Regions from separate parts of the Homo sapiens genome. Here region 1 is linked to region 2. A link is an interaction called in ENCODE POLR2A ChIA-PET data of the cell type or tissue named here. Cell type or tissue: A673. All regions are shown on one strand. Links, peaks and the distances in the headings refer to the core of each region. The heading gives the core; the rest is flanking DNA.

Evidence for each region. ChIA-PET counts read pairs that join two places held together with the same protein. Peaks named below come from ENCODE experiments on the same cell type or tissue, not always from the same donor. Only the 100,000 strongest peaks of a DNase experiment are listed, where the experiment ranks them.
Region 1: POLR2A ChIA-PET joins it to region 2 with 6 read pairs; 5 of 35 experiments call an interaction of 5 or more read pairs at or near these places.

What each region holds. Positions count from the first base shown.
Region 1 is chr20:36,318,972-36,323,354 of GRCh38, forward strand. All of the region lies in intron 1 of DLGAP4 (DLG associated protein 4), which reads left to right. Among named protein-coding and RNA genes, the nearest start is that of DLGAP4, 15 kb to the left of the region's middle. In A673, for the core only: no CTCF peak of the experiment used is centred there; no DNase peak of the experiment used is centred there; H3K27ac peaks cover 1,719 bases.
Region 2 is chr20:36,267,337-36,271,719 of GRCh38, forward strand. No RefSeq gene overlaps it. Among named protein-coding and RNA genes, the nearest start is that of AAR2, 33 kb to the left of the region's middle. RefSeq lists an enhancer at 3,582-4,383. In A673, for the core only: no CTCF peak of the experiment used is centred there; no DNase peak of the experiment used is centred there.

The DNA.
Region 1 (4,383 bases), core at 294-4,293, 52 kb after region 2:
TGTCTCTACTAAAAATACAAAAATTAGCTGGCATGGTGGTGCACGCCTGTAGTCCTGGCTACTCAGGAGGCTGAGGCAGGAGAATCGCTTGAACCTGGGAGGTGGAGGTTGCAGCAAGTTGAGATTGTGCCACTGCACTCCAGCCTGGCAACAGAGCGAGACTCCATCTCAAAAAAAGAAAAAAAAAAAAAGAAAAACTGATTGGAAAGGTGGGCATCTGTCTCAGGCCCGGAGGGAGGGAGCTGCTGATTTTGAGGGGTGGCCCAAGTTTGAGTCCCCACTCTGCTCACTGGCTATGTGATTTTGAGCAGGTCACAGAAACCTCTCTCAGCCTCAGTTTCCCCCGCTGTCCTCAGAGAGATAACAGTGTCATTGCCTGTCTCAGAGGCTTGGTTTGAGGGTGAATTGAGGTCCTGTGTGTTCAAGGACTGAGGACAGAGCCTGGCATACAGCAAGTCCCCAAAATAAGGCAGCTGGTGTTACTGTGCTCTCTCCTGACACCCGCACACCCCCCGGAACCTTCTGGCACTCCCTCCCTAGCCTAGCCCAGGGCAGCTCACAGAAGGGCCAGCCTGGGAAAGTGGGCCAAGGGTGAGCACTATGGGCAGAGCCCTGCACAGAGGGCACAGTGCTTGTCCCCATCTCACAGAGGTGGGAAACCGGGGCCACAGATGACTGGTCCAAAGACCTCAGGGGTGGAGCGGGGACTGGATCACAGCCTCGTGACTCACAGTCCAGTGCCTTTCTTGCTGCCCAACTCCTTAGGGATTCTTGGGAGAACTTCAAGGAGCTAAAGAGAATTCTAGGGGCCCCCAGGGCACCTAGGAGGCCTGGGAGGCAGGTGCTTGGGCCCTCCTCCCCTCACCACCCCAGGCCTCTGTGTGACCCTGTTGGAGTTGCCTCCTTCTCTGTGCCTCTGTCACAGCAAGGTAGCGGGGAGAGTCTGGAATCTGAAGAACTTGGATTCAAGGCCCCCTCCCCCGGGCCTCCCTCTGCGTCCCACTCCCCCGGGCCTCCCTCTGTGTCCCTCTCCTCCAGGCCTCCCTCTGTGTCCCCCTCTCCCAGGCCTCCCTCTGTGTCCCTCTCCTCCAGGCCTCCCTCTGTGTCCGCCTCCTCCAGGCCTCCCTCTGTGTCGCATTCCCCTAGGCCCCCCTCTGTGTCTTCCTCTCCCAGGCCCCCCTCTGTGTCTTTCTCTCCCAGGCCCCCCTCTGTGCCCCTCTCCCCCGGGCCTCCCTCTGTGTCCCCCTCCTCCAGGCCCCCCTCTGTGTCTCCCTCTCCCAGGCCTCCCTTTATCCCCTCCTCTAAGCCCTCCTCTGTGTCCCCCTTCCCCAGCCCCACCCCGTGTCCCCTCCCTCCTCTGCTGTCCTGGTTTGTGCCTGGCCGACATTCAAGGTGGCAGCTTTGGGGTGGGAGCTCAGGCAATGGGAACCATGCTTGGAGGGGCCCAGCCAGGCCCACACTGACCCTTGCCCTGGTGGACTCCCTCTGCCAGGGCAGGTGGCAGTGGGGCTGTGGGGCTGTGAGTGGGGGCTCTGGTTCTCCCCACGCTGCAGGCCTGCGTCATGCCCCCCACTCCCTTGCTGCATGCCCTGCATTGGAAAGCAGATATATTTAGACGAAATGCTGTGTTCCAGACAGATTCTGCATCCACTGTACTTGTCAGGGCTGGGGGAGGCAGGGCCTGTGAGCAGCCACACCTGGTACCTGGAGTCTGGGCCCCCCTGAGCCCTTTGCCCACCTGCCTGGGACCTCTGGGGGCTGCTGACTGGGTGAGGGGGACACTGATGAGACAGAGGCCTGGCCCTCTACCGACTTTGGACGGGTCTCCCTCTGCACCCTCTCTGCCGCCTAAGGCCACATCTCTCTAACTCTTTACCTCCAAGTCACAGCCAAATCAGTCCTTGGCTCCCTGTCTGCCCCCAGCTTCCTCTGAATCCCCGAACCCTCCTGTACCCCTTCCAGGACTCAGCACTTTGTCCCCTGTGTAGTCAGTCAGCAAACGAGGATTTGAGCCTGCTGCGGGCCAGGTCCTTGCTGGATGTAGGACCTGGAGATGAAGGCCCTCAAAGGAGCCACATCACAGTCTAGGAGCGGGATCATAGACCACAAAGACAACAGCAGGTACCCGCATGGCAGCAGGAAGCCCTAGGGCAAGGGCACCCATGCTGGGGTGATGGTCAGGGAAGGCTTCTCGGAGGAGGGAGTGGTCCAAGCTGACACCCGTTGGTTAAGTGAGAGTGAGCCCACACCTGGAGACGAAACAGGCATTCCTGGCAGAGGGAACAGCACGTGCAAAGGGCTGGGGTTGAGGGAAGACCTGGCTGCACATGGGAGAATAGGGAGCAAGAAGACGGGCAGGGATGGGGTCTTTCAGAGCCTCAAGTGCCAGGCTGAGGGCCTCGGCTGCCCCATGGGCCCTGGAGGGCTGCGGGGGAGTTTCCAGCAAGGCAGTGGCCAGGTCTGATGTGAGCATAGCTGGGGCAGCTGGTCATTGGTTCCACAGCCACTCGCCAGGCTGGCCCCGGCTTCCACCTCGGATGTGCTCTGCCCAGCCTGGTGGGAATCAGAAATAGCTCACACGTGCTCAGCGCCTGGTGAGGCGCTCGCCCGCCTCAGCGCGTTTCATCTGCGCCCGAGTCTAGGAGGGCTCAGTGCTTGTGAGCTGGGTGACCTTCTCACTCCTACTTATTAATATGCCACCCACTGGGGCTGTAGGCAGAGTTGGGAGAACGAGCATGGGGAGGGAGCGAGGAGGGGGAAAGGTGGGGGTCCCAGGGTGGGAAATGCTGAGGGCTTGGAAATGGTACCTGCCCACCAGAACAATATGCAGCAGATAAAACCCAAAGTATAGAGACAAATATACAGATCCCCCTCGATCTACCTGCAGTGGTGACCACATTTTGATGCCGACCTTCCAGAGGTTTCTCCAAGTCTGTCTGCTGTGGCAGATAGATTCATTCATTCATTCAACAAATATTTGTTGAGTGCCCACTTGATGCCAGACCCTGTGGTGGGCAGAGGGGACATGGCTCTGAGTGAAAGGGACTCTCCTGGCCCTTAGGGAACTCAAAAAGCAGGTAAAACAGTGATGAGGCCCACGGAGGAGGGTCACAGGAACATGGGCCCTGACTGGAGTCACAAAGGCTTCCTGGAGGAGGTGACACTTGAACTGAGACCTAAGGGATGAGGAGAAGTTGCCCCAGCAAAGAGGAGCAGAAGAAAACATTCCAGCAGAGGGAACTGCAAATGTGCAAACCCCGGGGTGTGAGGAAGGTGGGGTTTTCAGGGAAGAGGAAGGAAGATGGTGAGGCTGGAGTGTTGGGATGTGGAGGGAGGACAGGTGAAGCACTAGAGGATGGCGGGGGCCAGACGGTATGGGGCCTTCTGCACTGTGGTCAGGGTTTGGGGATTTACATAAGAGCGTGGGTTGTGGCGCCAGAAGGTCTAGATGCAAATCCAGCTCTGCTGCTTATTAGGGGCTTGACTTCAGCAAGTTACCTAACTTCTCTGTGCCTCAGTCCCCTCATCTGTAAAGTAGGGGCAGTGATGGTCCCTGCCTCATAAGACTGTTGTGAGGATGAAGTGAGGTAATAAAGTGCGTAGGACAGCACGTGGCACACAGCAAGTGCTTATAAATGGTAGCTCATATAATGTCACAGTCATCTGTAGATGGAGGGCATCTGTGCAGATGACTTTGCAATAGGGTCACATTAGTCCTGCTCATCTGCAGCTACTTCTTCCCTTGATGCTGGCCATCCTCCTGAGTCAGTGACTACCGAGTATTATTCTATTTGAAATTTCTGAGTTGTAGTATAGCACGTGTTGTAGAGTGTACTAATCTTAAGCAGATAGTATAGCTTGATATATGTGTATATCTCACCCTTGTAACTACCACTAAGGTCAAGATGCAGGATATTTCCAGGCCAGGTGCAGTGGCTCACGCCTGTAATCCCAACACTTTGGGAGGTTGAGGAGGGTGGATTGCTTGAGCCCAGGAGTTCGAGACCAGCCTGGGCAACATGGTGAAACCCCATCTCTACAAAAGATACAAACACTAGCTGGGCATGGTGGTGTGTGCCTGTGGTCCCAGCTACTCAGGAGGAGGCTGAGGTGGGAGGATCGCTTGAGCCTGGGAGGTTGAGGCTGCAGTGAGCCATGTTCTCACCACTGCACTCAGCCTGGAGTGACACAGAGACCCTATCTCAAAAAAAAAAAAAAAAAAAAAAAAAAAAGATATAGGATATCTCCAGCTATACCAAAAGGCTCTGTCTTGCCTTTTCCAATTAATTCCCCACCTCCCTTCCCCAGGGGCAACCAATATTCTGACTCCTAAAGCCATAGCTTTGTTTTGTCTTTTTCACACCTTCACATAAACAACATCAT
Region 2 (4,383 bases), core at 94-4,093:
TCGCAGGCCTGATTCAGGGTGGAGGAAGGGGAGTCCCAGGCTGAAGGCGAGTTGTTTGCAACCCACAGCTGGGCTCAGGAGCAGGGATGCTGCAACCCAGCTGCCTTTCTGCAGGGCCTTCACCTGTCCTCCAAGGACCAAGGCCAAGGCTGATATGAGCCCCCCATCTGGCCCAAGAGGTTCCCACAATGGTCCTGGGTGGTGGGTCCTGCCACTGGGTAGGTGTGGGAGCTGGGGGTTGCAGGTTCAACTTGGCAAAATGTCAGGACACCCACGGGGGCAGGCAGCTTTTCAGGGGCCCAAGGCCATGGAGCTCCAAAGGAGGGCAGCAGGGAGCACGCAGATAACTGTCCCCACCCAGCTCCCCTCCCACAGGCTCCACGGATCGCACTCTGTCTCTCTCGCATGCTCCAGGAGAGACACGGCAGCACACACACAGGCAGACACAACCAGCACCCACATCTGAGCGCTCACACACAGATGCGTGTGCGTCGTGCAGAGACGCCCACACGGAGACACAGATACACACCCTCCCGGAGCCACACAGATGACACCCACGTGCACGCGGGCACAAACACAGGCCCTACCTACTTGCAAACCAACTCCACCTCCAGCATGGCCACCCTGGCTGGGGAAGGAAGGCCGGCCGGGTGGGTGCCCTGGATCAGCCTCCTTGCCGTGGGAGTCCTGATCATCTGGAAGCTATGGCCTGCCCCGCCCATTGGAGGTCTGCAGGGCCAGGGGCTGCCCAGAGGCAACAGAGTAGTTCCACAGGGCCCTGGGGTCAGCTGATCTGGCTCTGGTCTCAGCTTTCCCACCTTCTGGCTCTGTGACCTGGGCAAGTCACTGGACCTCGCTGAGCTTCAGCGTCCTCATCTGGAAAACAGGCATAACATAGTGCCAACCCCCTGAGTCCTATGATCTCTGTAGCCCCCAGGCCTGGAATATCCTAGACGTTCAGTAAACAGAGACTGTTTCTGTCACCCCAGGGCGGGGGCTCCATTGGCAAATGGCCACTCACCCATTGCAGCCTGGCATTTGGTGAGTGCACCATATTCGTGAGCTATTATTTTCATGTCTACTTCAAGGGGCTACCTGGGGTCTGAACTTTACTTGTGGGGACCCAGGATGTAAGCCTCCATGTCCAGACTGGCAAAGAGAACCCCATTCCCCTGGCAAAGGTAGGGCTCAGCTAGGTAGTCTTAAACAATAAGCAGCCACTCAGCTAGAACTTAGACTGGAATATTCGCAATTTAATACCATGGCATTCCAGACCACAGCTGCAAAAAACAGAGGCTCTTGCCAGTGTGTTTTAGACTCTCAAAGATCTTGAAGCACAAATCTCGAATGTCAGAGCTGTACAGAGGCCTTGGAGACATCTAGTCCAGCTGTCTTGCTCCTAAAACGGAATCCCAGAAGCATGGAGCCTCAAAGAACTTTGAGTCCATTCCAGACCAGTTGGACAGAAATTGGGAACTGAGGCCCAGAGAGGGTGAGCCACTGAGCATGGTTGCACAGTGAGTTAGTGGAAGTGTTGAGACCAGACCCCTGGTCCCGGCTTCATAGCAAGTTTAGATTCAGCCCCTCTATGGAGGCCTGGAGGAAGGAAGGCAGAAGAAGAAACATTTGGGCCAAAGTGAGGATTTTCTGGAGAACTGTTTTCGAAAAATCAAACCAAAAAGAAAAATGGGAAAAAGGTGCTGGCTTCCCCTTATTTTCTGCCTGTCTTCCTCTGGGCACTCTCTCTCTCTGCAGCTCTCAGCCGGTTCCAGCTCTGCTCACAAGCTGCTTCCAGCCGCCCACGGGCTTCCTAAAATGGTCTCTGCAAGCTAATTCCAGAGGATGAATGGCAGAGAGCAGGCCTGCAGGGAGCTGGTGGGGGGGGGGGGCGGGGGGGGGGCTTCCTTAGCCAGTGCAGGTGCAGACAGACGCCACATTGGTGTTGGACCAGCTGCCCCCAACCCCAACCCCCTCCTTAGGTGCTTCCATGGCCCCCAGCTGCCAGGACCAGGGGGCCCAGCTTTCACCTCTCACTGCCTGACCTCTTGGAATAGGTTATTTTTCCTTCTTAAAGAATTAATTTTTAAAATTATGTAATAATACATATGTATCATCAAATAATCAGGAAAGTATAAAGAAGAAAATTAAGATCACCTGTAATCAGCTCCTCTAAATGAAACAACTATTAACAATTAAGCATATATCCTTTCAGTCTTAGGACTCAGCACATATTACAGACAGAGGGGCTGATTCAGTACATAATGTTCTAAGTCCTGTTCTTTTCTTCCAATCATATATTCACAAGCATCTTTCTAGTCAACATTTGCACTTCCACAGCATGATTTTTAGTGGCTGCATGGCACCTTGCATATGACTACACCACGCTTTGCTCAACCAATCCCCAATGCCCAGCGTTTTAGCTTGTGTCCATTTCTCCCCTGTGAGAAACAGTACATGGTTTATTCTTGTAGTTACCTCTTTGTAATCAACCTAGTTATTTCCTTAGGACACCTTCCTGGAATTGGAATTACTGGCCAAAGGGTTTATACTTTTTTAAAAAGATAAAATGCAAAATTATAATACTATCCTCCCTTCCTATAATGAATGTGTAATAATTAGGTAATAAATAAAAATTAGAAAATATAGATAAAGAAAAATAAGAGAAAAAAATCATAACTTTCCCCAAATCTTACTACCAAGATATGGTTAAGAATTTTGCTGGAAAGCATCTAGACTTTTTTGTATGTGTGTGCACGCATATAATGGGATTATACTATACAGGCTGTTTTGTAAAACTGATCATTTGTTTCTTTCTTTTTTTTTTTTTTTTTTTTTGAGACAGAGTCTCGCTCTGTCGCTCAGGCCAGAGTGCAGTGGCGCAATCTCGGCTCACTGCAACCTCCGCCTCATGGGTTCATGCCATTCTCCTGCCTCAGCCTCCTGAGTAGCTGGGACTACAGGGACCCGCCATCAGGCTCCGCTAATTTTTTGTATTTTTAGTAGAGACGGGGTTTCACCGTGCTAGCCAGGATGGTCTCGATCTCCTGATCTTGTTTTCCACCCACTTCGGCCTCCCAAAGTGCTGGGATTACAGGCGTGAGTCACCGCACCTGGCCAAAACTGATCATTTGTTCATGTCAATACATAAATTTACATTCACAGTGTCACTTTCTTTCTTTTTTTTTTTTTTTTTTAGAGACAGAGTCTCGCTGTGTCACCCAGACTGAAGTGCAGTGACTTAATCATAGCTCGCTGCAGCCTTGAACTCCTGGGCTCATACGATCCACCCACCTCAGCCTCCAGAGTAGCTGGGACTACAGGAAGATATCATCACACCCGGCTAATTAACAACAACAAAAAAAATTGTAGGGATAAAGTCTTTCTATGTTGCCCAGGCTGGTCTTGAACTCCTAGCCTCAAGCAATCCTCCCACTTTGGCCTCTCAAAATGTTGGGATTACAGGCGTGAGTCGCCACACCCGGCCCACGGCATCACTTTTATCTGCCACAGCATATTTCATTCTGTGTTTATACCTTGGTATAACCACTCTCCTGTTTTGGGGAACTAGGTTTCTGGTTTTGCTCCAGTATAAATAGCTCTGTAATGAACATGCTTGGAAAAGCAGCTTTGCTTCTTGTCCATATGCGTTCGTAGGCTCTGTGGTAGTAGAATTGCTGGGTCAAGGGTTTTTGTTGTTGTTTGTTGGTTGGTTTTTGTTTTTTGTTTGTTTTTGCTGTTGATATCACATCGTTTCTGACTGGAAGTCTAAACAGCAAACCAGCACGCAGGCTCCACCGAGTTCCACAGACGTCTACGGGAAGGGCCCAGAATCTGTAGAACCAGGCAGGAGCTTGTGCTGCATTTCCTGCTTTCCAGGCTGATTGCTTAGAGAAAGGCCTTGGCCTTGAATGGGGCCTTTGCCCAGGAAGCCTCCTCTGTGCCCAGGAAGCCGGGATCAAAATTAGCCCCCCCGGAAGCCAGGAGCACACAAGCTGGTTCCTGCTGGCTCTCTCCAGCCTACTTCCTGCATACCCGATACCTCACGTGCCCTCTTCCTGTCTCCAGATCCCACTCACCTGAGACCATGCACAGAGGGAGAATGAATGTGACGTGTTACAAAGTCCTCATTGTTCTGAGGAGGGGAGAGATGCAGCCAGGGCAGGCAGCCTCGAGACTGGGCAGGTGTGAGCCCGGGCGGTGGGTCTCAGAGGTGCATGGAGGGTCAGCCTGGAGAGGACAGAATGCGGGGCCAACCCACAGGACAAGGCCCAGAGCAGGAAGGGCCTGGAGCCTGCAGAAGGCAACAAGGAGAACAAGCCCGCAGAAGGACAGGGAGGGCCTGCCCAGAGCTTCCGAGGGTGCTGACGGCCAGGCCGGCCTGGA